Linked DNA regions of Homo sapiens: region 1 is linked to region 2. The links are chromatin loops, found by intact Hi-C in ENCODE. Cell type or tissue: A673. All regions are shown on one strand. Region 1 has its middle 48 kb from the start of LINC01656. Region 2 has its middle 25 kb from the start of SHISAL1.

Region 1 (5,000 bases), 57 kb after region 2:
GGGGCCTCCCTGTGGGCAGGACAGTATTGGGCTGGGCTGAGGAAGAGGCTGGAGTCGAATAAACCTTGACCAGAGGTGGGAGGAAGGATGGGTCTCCCTAGCTGGGTGCAGAAAAGCCCAAGTTGGGCATTACAAACTACTCAGGTCAAGACTGGCCGGGGCGCAGGAGCATTTGGGATGGCAGGTGCTCGCCTGGTTCCTCGTCTCTTTTGTTAACCAGAGTTGCTGGTGACAGGGACCTTTGACTTCCGGAACCCAGGGGCAGTGGGCCTGCGTGGAACTGCCTGAATGCTAGGTGGTAAGGATGAAGCAGAGGAACAAGAAAGAATAGCTGAGACACAAAGAATACTGAAGATGGATGAAATTAACAAAAATAGTGCAACGGGTGTGTTGAATCATCAGAGGCTCATCTGGAGATCAGGCTGGCATTCTGGAAGACAAGAGAAAGCACCTCTTTAGCACAGAGCAAAGTGACTTCGAGATGAGGGACGTGAACTGCAGGACTGAGGGGCAGGGGCGTCTGACAACGAGATTTAGCAGTCCTTTGAGAACAGCTCATGGGGGAGACCAAGGGACAATGGGGAAGAGGAAGTCATAGTTTGAAAAATAATAGGCCAGGCATGGTGGCTTATGCCCGTAATCCCAGCACTTTGGGAGGCCGAGATGGGTAGATCACATTAGGTCAAGAGTTCAAGACCAGCCTGGGCAACATGGTGAAACCCCGTCTCTACTAAAAATTAGCTGGGCATGGTGGCATGTGCATGTAATTCCAGATACTCAGGAGGCTGAGGCAGGAGAATTGCTTGAACTCAGGAGGCTGAGGCAGGAGAATTGCTTGAACCCAGGAGGCAGAGGTTACAGTGAGCCAAGATCATGCCACTGCACTCCAACCTGGGCGACAGAGCAAGACTGTCAAAATAACAACAATAATAATAAGAGTAACAGAAGAACTGTTTCCCCCCGAGCTGCAGCAAGATACATGTTTATGGATCTGATGCACCCGATAAGAGTTGAGCAGGACTAATGATGGAGAAACACCCACGCCTGGTGAAATTTCAGAATGACAACTGTAAGGAGAACATCGTGAAAGCTTACAGAGGGAAAGAGCAGTCTGGGACAAGGAAACAAGAGACGGGCGGGTATCAGAGTTCTCACAATCAGCCACGAAAGCCTGAAGGCAGTGGAGCCATATCTGCCAAGTTCTGATGGAACAGGTTTTGATCAGAGTTCTGTGCCAGCTGAACTGTCTTCAAGGATGAAGGCAAACAGAAGCTTCTCAAGATGAGGAGAAAGGCAGCTGGTTTACCCCCCATGCCCTTCCACATATAAGCCCCAGCCCAGGCTGCACGCACACCGCATTTAGGATGCATGCACAGAGTTTGAGAGCTGCTTGTAATTAAGCAGGGGCCAAGGAGAAGGCAGCATAGATCGGGGGACAGGGGCTTCCAAGGCAACGCAGAGCAGCTGCGAGACAAGAAGCAGGTGAAAACGCCTGTGCGGCAGTCGCTGCTGGGTGGATTCTCCTAAGCACAGGTTTTCAGGAGCTGGAACCACATTTCCTAGTCTGTGGGTTCAATCACACTCTGAGGTTCCTCAGGGAATGACCCCCACGCAATGCTAACATCGGCTTCTTTGTTAATTTCCAACGTGTAGAATGAGTCCATTGACAAAGGGCCGTCAAGCGATTTTTGGTTGTTCCACCTGGATTGCAGAGGCCCTCAACCTTGACCGTGGAGCTCCCAACCCTGATCGTGGAGCTGTGAGCCTGGGCAGCAGCCTGAGTGGGGAAGGGTGGAGGGGGGGTCATTTCTTCACCCTCTGTGCTGCTCGAGGTTGGCACATCAAGAAACTGAGACTAGGTTCTTTGCTCATGTACCCAGCGGCCTCATTTGTCCAGGCCCAATGAGGGCCAAGCACTGCTCCAGACACTGAGGTCAGAGCTGAGCTCAAGACGGAACTGGTTCATCTTCCTGTGGGAGGGTCCGACATGAAGCCCACCACCAACACAGGAGAGAAGCCCCACGGCGGCGGCGCGGATGGTGGGCAGGACTTCATCTGGGAGGGGCGCCTCAGAGCCACTATGCTGGGCACGCCCTGTGGACGGTGACTTTCAAGCCTGGCATGAATGGCAAGAAGGACCCGATCGTCCTGCCCGGGGCTCAGCCGGCTCGGGGGCCGGTGGGGGAAGTCTGCCCTGCCAGAGGAATTGCAAGGCGGCCAGCGGGGCTGGGAGGAAAAGCACAGGTGGTGGAGGAGGGGGCACAGCACGTGAAGCAAGAGGGGTGCAAGGTGCATTCAAGAGAGGTCCCAGGCCCAGGTCCTGCAGGTCTGGAGGCCACAGCAGAGTTTGGACCTGACCACAGCTGCTGTTGGGCATCGTAGGAGGCCTGAACAGGGGAGAGCCCTGGTCCAAGGAGCTCCCTCTGCCTTTGGCCTGCTGGGGACGATTCGGGCAGAAGGAGAGCAAGAGTCTGGGGCGATGGCCGGGGTCAGGCAGCAATGGTGGTCTATGCTTTAAATCATGGAGTCCATTGAAGCCCACAGGGAGAAGAAAATACCGTTGAGGTGAAGGGCACGGGGAGAGAGAGCAGGATGCATAGGGACCTGCCTGGGCAAGCCTCGCGTCTCAGAGCCAGAGCCCGCAGATAATGTGCAAAGATGATAAGGAAGAGGTAGAAGTGGATTATTTGAAGTTAGAAAGAGAGCTGATAGAATTAAAAGCAAAACAGAGAACAGCTGTTGCCTCAGGGGAGCGGGTCTCGGCAGGGGGATGGGAGCAGAGGCGGTTTTTACTCTTCTTTTCTACTCTTCCGTAAGATTTTATATGTATTCTACATAACCATGTGCATATGTAACTTTTTTAATTAAAAAGGGAGGGGGTGGGGAGAAACTAGAAAGATGTGGCTGTGTCACCCTTCCAGAACAAGCCAACTTAATGGCAGAGGAGGGGACGTGGTCAGGAGCATGTGCTGAGAGCAAGCCATGACTGTGAGATGGGCAGAGGTGGGGCTGTTGGCATGGGGTGGTCCGGGAGGCCCTCCAGGAGGCAGAACAGAGGCTGAGCGCAGGGGAATGAGGGCGCACCAGTTGACGAATGGGAGAGGGGATCAGAGGGATCAGCAAGCGAGAAACACTGAAGCCAAACTGACCAGGGACATGAGAGGTCCAAAGAAGAGATGGGAATCCCGGAGTAAGAGACAGGAATCCCCCCCTCCATGGGGGAGGTGGCGGGGAGGCGAGACGGGAGGGGGCTGTCTCAGGCCTGGTGGCCAGAACTTATCCCTGTGTCCTGGGCTATTTGCTTGATGGTGATAAGCCCAGCATCCTTCTATAATTCAGGGTAACACCGTGGCAATGGTAGCTCCTGTGGGTGCTTCCTCTGTGCTGTGCCATGCCCTGTGCTAAGCAGTCCAAGTGGATTATTTTGTTTTCTTCTCAAAGCACACTTGCCTAATTGTTCCCATTCTATAGATGACAAAACTGAGGCTCAGAGAGGTAAATTAGTGCAGAGTTAGTGGGCCGGTAAATGGCAGAGCTGGGACTGGAACCCAGGCAGGTCACTGCTGGCTCTCCAACACCACCCCTGATGGACTCTTGCAGGAGACAGGGCCATCCCCTGGGGTCCTCGGTCCAGCAGGCTGCACTGGCAATAGGGGAAGGTGGAGATGCAAGCCTCGCCCCTGTGCTCCTACAAAGAGGCTCCATGGTCCCCGAACCAGCTGTGTCCAGGGGGTCCCTGGAGCCTGAAATTCATTTCACTCATAAATACATTAAAACATCACCAGAAGCCTTCTCACTGCAGAGGCAGTTGAAGCATCAGGGAGAGAGGCAGAAATCGAGTCTGTGCAGAGGCTGTGGCTGGCTCCTCCCAGGCTGCCTGCTCAAGGCTCTTTGAGGAAATACTCAGTTCGGTAGCGCTCATTGAAGCAAAACAAAGCACCAGCAATGTCAGGAAATAATGAACCCAAATCACTCATTTTTCAGGACAACCATAGGTGCCCCAGTAGAGCAAGGGCAGCCAGTACCTGCAGCCTCCCTGGACGGAGAGAGGCTTCTGCAGGACACAGGCCATTTGCCTGCTTAGGTAACTCACGCAAACAAGGAGGCTGTGGCTTGGGGTGAAATAGCACGGGATGCGGTTGCGTGGGATGGGGTTCAAGGCCTGCATTTGCACCCCTCTGCCTTTGCCACATGACCTTCACCAAGTGAGTCTGCCTCCCTGAACCTGTTTCTTTCACTGTAAAATGAGGATAAGATGGGAGCTCTGCGTCATCATGGTGCTATCAAACCTGAGACTTCACGTGCCTTTGTGCTGTCCCCAGCCTCACAGGTCTCACAGGTCTCACACTTCCATTTCTAAGGATCGCACCAATCTCGCCCCCACCTCCAGGCCTTGGCACCTGCCACTTCCTCTCCCCGGAAAGCTGGTCTCCCAACTTCCCCTGGCCAACCCCAGCAGGTCCCAGCTTCAACATCTCTTCTTGGGTGAGGGTATTCCTTGCTCTCCCATCTATATTATATTATGAGATTGTTCTTTCCTATGACACCCTCTGTTCCCTGGACATCCACCTGCCCTGTGCTGGCTGTGGGGACCTGGGAGGAGCAAGACGCAGGCCGTGGCATGGAGGAGCCCACGGTCTGAAGACAGAGACCAGAGGCATTAACCTAGAAGTTGGACATCACACCAGGAGGACTCATTCATTCCTGTGTTGTCACACCTTGAGGGAGGAGTCAGATTTTAACAGGAAGACACAAGGAAAGGCATTCAGGGGAGGGAACAGCCCAGGCAAAAGCAGAGGAGTATCTGATTGCACGGAGGATTTGGGGACCCCGATAGTGTATTAGTCAGGGTTCTCTAGAGGGACAGAACTAATAGGATATATATTGCGGGGGGGGGGGGGGCGTTTATTAACTTACACTATTACGAGATCCCACAGTAGGCTGTCTGAAAGCTTGAGGAGCAAGGAGAGCCAGTCTGAGTCTCAAAACTGAAGAACCTG
Region 2 (5,000 bases):
AATGGTGTGTGTGAGGTGTGAGTGGATGGTGTGAATGAGTGGGGTGTGTGCTGTGTGTGCTGGGGTGTGCGATGGCTGTTGGCATGCGGGGGTGGTAGAATGAGGCATCTCCCTTTTTGGGGTGCGCATGTCTGGAATCTCCATATGGTGAGTGTGTCGGTGCATGTTTCCACGTGTATGTGTGGTGGTGTGTGTGTGTGCATGCATGTGTGATGTGTGTCTGTGTATGTGTGGTAAGTGTGGTGTATGTGTGGTTTGTGTCTGTGTATCTGTATGTATGTGTGGTGTATCTGTGTATGGTATGTGTGGTGTGTGTTTCTGTGTGTATGCGTTGTGTGTGTGGTGTGTGTATGTATGGTGTGTGTGTGGTGTGTGTCTGTGTGTGTGGTGTGTGTCTGTATATCTGTGTGTATGTGCGGTGTGTGTATCTGTGTATGTGTGGTGTGTGTTTCTGTGTGTCTGTGTGGTGTGTGTGTAGTGTTTGTGTGTGGTGTGTGTATGTGTGCTGTGTGTGTCTGTGTCTGTGTGTGTATGTGTGATGTGTGTGTGTCTGTGTGGTGTGTGTCTTTGTATCTGTGTGTGTATGTGTGTGTGTGTGTGGTGTGTTCAGGGCATGTGGAAAGCGTCATCATTTAGTGGAGCCCCTCCCCCTCATCCTCCCTCCCTCCGCCCTTCACCTGCCACTGGGTGGGGCTCTGTGCCTGTCCCAGGTAGTGCTGGACACCCACAGACCAGAAGAGGTCCCTGCCCCAAAGAAGCTCACTGTCGGGTTGGTGACGGCCCAAATGTTAAGGCTCTGTCACTCCATCTCCTACAGGATGAAACTCCATCCCCTTTTCCTGTGCCTGTGGCCCAGCCCACCTGCCCAGCCTCCTCTGCAGTGAGGTGCCGGAGCTCCAGCCATGTCAAACCTGCAAGGCACGGTGGCTGTCCTGGGCGGTCACTCCATGGCCTCCTCATAACCCCATGACAGGCCCACTATGTGCTGGGCTGGGCTGCCCTCCGCAGTGCTCCCAGGGCCCTGCACCTTCACCTTCTGTCTCTGGCATGGGCTCGCCTACCTTGGACAAAACTACTTTGCCTCCCTGAGCCTCAGTTTCCCCATTTGCATAATGGGAATGACCTCAAAGGGTCAATGTGAGGATTAGATGAGAGACAAGATCATAACAGGCAATGGTCCTGTTGATTAACCCAAAATAAATGAATGCTTGGCGCTTCGTGGGTACTTGGTCTCATCAACATCCCTTCTGCTTTTCCAGGAGGCCGAGGGGTCGGCAGGAAAAAGGGTGGACTTTGGAACTGAATGGATTTGGGTTTGGATCTCTGTTTGGCCACTCACCAGCTGTATGGCCTTGGCCAAGGCCGTTCACTTCTCTGTGCACTCGTGTCCTGTGCTGCCCCAACCAGATGACCACCCACTTTACAGTTCCAGAGTCTGAAATCAAATGGGTATCCCTGGGCCAAAATCCAGGGGTGCGCGGGGCCGCTCTTCCTGGAGGCTCCAGGGGAGGAGCCTCCTGTCCCCTTCCAGCCTCTAGTGGTACCCTCAGCTTGCGGCGGCATCACCCGGCCTTGGAGGGCAGCATCTTCAGATCTCCCTGCACTCCTCTTCCCACAGCCTCGGGGCGGATGCTCCCTCTGCCTCCCTCTTATAAGGATGCCTGTGATTGCATTAGGGCCCACCCTGATCATCCCAAATAATACCCCCATCTCAAAATCCTCCACTCAACCCCTTCTGCAAAGTCCTTTTTTCCCTGCTTGCCGTATAAGGTAGCACTGGCAGGTTCCAGGGATTAGGATGCGGATATCTTTGGGGGCAGGGGAGCACTCTTAAGCCTTCCGCCCTCCAGGCATCTGCCGAGGCAGGTGAGGGCGTAGGCTCGGGGGCTATTGTGTGAGTCCAGTGAGACGGAGCATGTAAGCATGTAAGCTGTCATCCACGGACCATTCAACAAATACTGCTGCGTCTCTGCTCCCGGCTGCGCTGGAGGAGGCATGTGCAGGTGACTATGCAGACTACCCTGGGAGACATTCCCCTGCCCCATTTCTGGGCACCTACTGCGTGCCAGGCCAAGCCCGACACCCCACATCTGTCGTGGCTTCATCCTCCATCCCTATTTACTATTTCTCTGACTTCGGGAGGCCTGCTCCCCCGCAAACGCGACTGCTCACAGGGCGGCCTGGCGATGACTCATGCTCTCTCCCTTGGTGGAGAGCAGCCTTTTCAAAGGGCTGGCTGGGGAGGGAGCTAAATTTAAAGCCAGGCTTCCCGAGAAGATCACCTGCCACATCAAAATTGCAGCCATTTAATCGGGAGTCGGGGACAGGAGGCATCGCACCCTCTTTCCTTTCTGAGAGGGTGGTGCTTGGAGGCCAAGACCCTGGGGCGGGCAGGGTGAGGGGGCTCCGGTTTGGTGCGACCAGCTGGTCCCAGGTCTCGACACGTTCCCTCACCTTCCCCCGCTTCCTTGCGGAGCAGCCCCCCACCCTCCCAAGGACCACCCCCAGCCCCTTCCTCCTCCAAGGGGTCCAATCCCCCAGCCCCCATTTCCTAAATTCAAAATCGAGGGCTCAGAGAGATTTCGATGCACCCTGCCCCCTCAAAGTCCTCCGGCAAGGGTGTGGCCAAGCTGGGCAGTGCCCTGGACTGGGTGGCTGCTCTGCTCCTTGGGTAGGGTGGACAGGGCGGGGTCAAGTTGTCACCTCTTTGAGCTTCTGTTTCCTTATTTATCAATCAATTCCAGGCAGGAGGAAGCACTTTGGTGGGCCCTGGAGGGCATTGTGTTCACTCCACCTGTCTACCTGGGAGGAGGCGGAGGCCGTGAGGTGGGGAGACTCAGCCCAGGATCCTGGGAGGGAAAGAGGAGCCAGCCAGCAGCCAGGCCTCTGCCTCCCAGCCCTGGCCTCCTCTGAGGTGTAAGGCTGGCTTGCTCACTGCCGCCCTTGTGCCTTTGCCAGTGGGTGAGGCTGGCTGGCTGCCTGTCCCTGCTCCTGCTCTCCCAACTGACCACAGGAGCCTCGTGTCACAGCAAAGCCATGGCTTCCCTGTGGCTACAGGGATGGGTCACAGGGAGGAAGGGCTGCCCACTGGTTAGGGGTGCTGGCTGTGGGGTCAGAGCTGAATCTGCATCTTGGCTGCTGCTGTATTGTGAGTCTTGACTGCTTGGGGCTGGGTACGTAGTAGTTGCTCTGTGTGCAGGCATCATCGCCATGGCTGACTGCGGTCCCACAGATTTGGAAGGTGTGGTGAGCTGGGTGCCGGGGTCCGGGAAGCTCGCAGGCCAGATGCACTGCACAGATGCCAGCAGTGGGGTTTGCCAAAGGCCATCATCTCATCCCTGGGGGTTCCACAGTCTCCCAGCTCCTCCTCTCTGGCCTGCCCACCTGCCTCTTGGTCACAAGTGTAAACACAGGTTTCTCTTCCAGGCCTGGCAAGGAGGCAAGAGGCGGCTTCTGTCTGCAAACAAAGTGCATGCAGCAGGCCCAGCTCTAAGCCACACCATGACCCCCCTCCCCAGTGTTTCCCTGTAACTACACTGCACTGTGAAAGGAACTTTGCAGGTGTCACAAAGGTGACTGATCAGCAAACCTTAAGAGGAGATGATCTGGCTCAGCTGACCTTGTCACATGAGTCCTTTAAAAGCAGAGCATTTTCTCTGACTGGTGACAGCAGCTGGGGCCCAAGAGACCCCGGGTGAGAGGGGTAGGCATGAGGCAGTGCGGTGCAGGGGTCTCAGGGCAAGGCAGTGAGGAGCTAAGAGCCCCCAACCAACACCAGCAAGGACACAGGACCTCAGTCCTACAGCCACAAGGAGCTGGATTCTGCTGACACCCCCAGATAAGCCCAGGAGCCTCCAGGCGAGGGCCCGGCCCTGCTGATACCTTGAGGTCAGCCTTGTGAGACCCTAAGCAGATAACCCACTGAGCCCACGCAGACTTCTGGCCTCCAGGACTGTGAAACAGCAGGTGGGTGGTGATTTAAGAGTTCAAGTTTGTGGCAGTTTGTTACATTTTGCAGCAATAGAAATACCCACGTCCTCAGCAACCACTCATGCTACTGCCTTTTTAAAGGGGTGCAGAGCCTTACAGCCCATCCTCCACTGTCCCTCGAGGGGACAGCCCCTGACCTCGCCACTCCTCTGCTTACAGACCTTCCATGGGTACCTTCAGGATGAAGTCTGAGCTCCCGATGGTTGGGCATTCAACGTGGGAAAGAAAAGACATCGTCTCCATCAGTTTGGAGAAGATTGGCTGCAGGGGCCCTGCTATGTGCTGGGGGCAGCTGAGTCTCACAAGGGACTGAGCTCCCAGGGAAATGCCTGGACTCCAGAGGCTGCTGTGCAGACCTGTCTGTCCCCCCGAGTCCTAGGGCTCAGGGCCCATGGAGATGCCCCTGGGTCAGGGACCACCGAGCAGCCCAGGCACACTGGGAGGACGTCGGCTACGAGGTGACACGGAGCCAGGAGGCTTGGGGGACTGGGGAGCACCAACTTCACTTCCCAAAGCTGAAACACAAGAGACCCCGGGGATGCAGGCTGTTCCTGGCCTCAGTTTCCTCATCTGTAGGCGATCACTGATGATAAGCCCCGCTCGGGTAGCACCGGGCTCTGTTCTCAGCGTGTGATGCGCATTACATCGTAAGGTGGGGTAGGTGCTATTTGTCAGTGCTGTCAATAGTCAATATCACAGTTTCCCAGGCAAGGAGCTGAGGAGACAGGTGTGGCTGGAACAGTGGCTCTCAGGCAGGGGGAGGGGCTGGTGAATGAGGGCCCTGGTTCTGGCTTTGTGGCTGTGTCCTGGGCTTGCCTCCTGGCACCCCACGTAGCAGCTGGGGACCTGGACCAGATGGACTGGCTACCTCCTGCCGCCCCATGTCCTCCTCTGTAAATCGGGGACAGTGATGACTGGCCTCAGCCCAAGGCTGGCTCACAGGAGGCAGAGGTTCTGTCCAGGGGAAGTGAGAGGTCCCCACCATAGCTCAGATGCTCAACCCCTCCCCA

The links. Peaks named below come from ENCODE experiments on the same cell type or tissue, not always from the same donor. Only the 100,000 strongest peaks of a DNase experiment are listed, where the experiment ranks them.
Region 1: it touches region 2 in a loop (8-fold over the local background); 1 of 110 quality-filtered maps calls a loop at or near these places.

The regions. Positions count from the first base shown.
Region 1 is chr22:44,393,124-44,398,123 of GRCh38, forward strand. No RefSeq gene overlaps it. Among named protein-coding and RNA genes, the nearest start is that of LINC01656, 48 kb to the right of the region's middle. RefSeq lists an enhancer at 2,264-2,869. In A673, no CTCF peak of the experiment used is centred here; no DNase peak of the experiment used is centred here.
Region 2 is chr22:44,335,634-44,340,633 of GRCh38, forward strand. No RefSeq gene overlaps it. Among named protein-coding and RNA genes, the nearest start is that of SHISAL1, 25 kb to the left of the region's middle. RefSeq lists enhancers at 1,934-2,697, 2,698-3,461. In A673, no CTCF peak of the experiment used is centred here; a DNase peak (open chromatin) is centred at 2,188.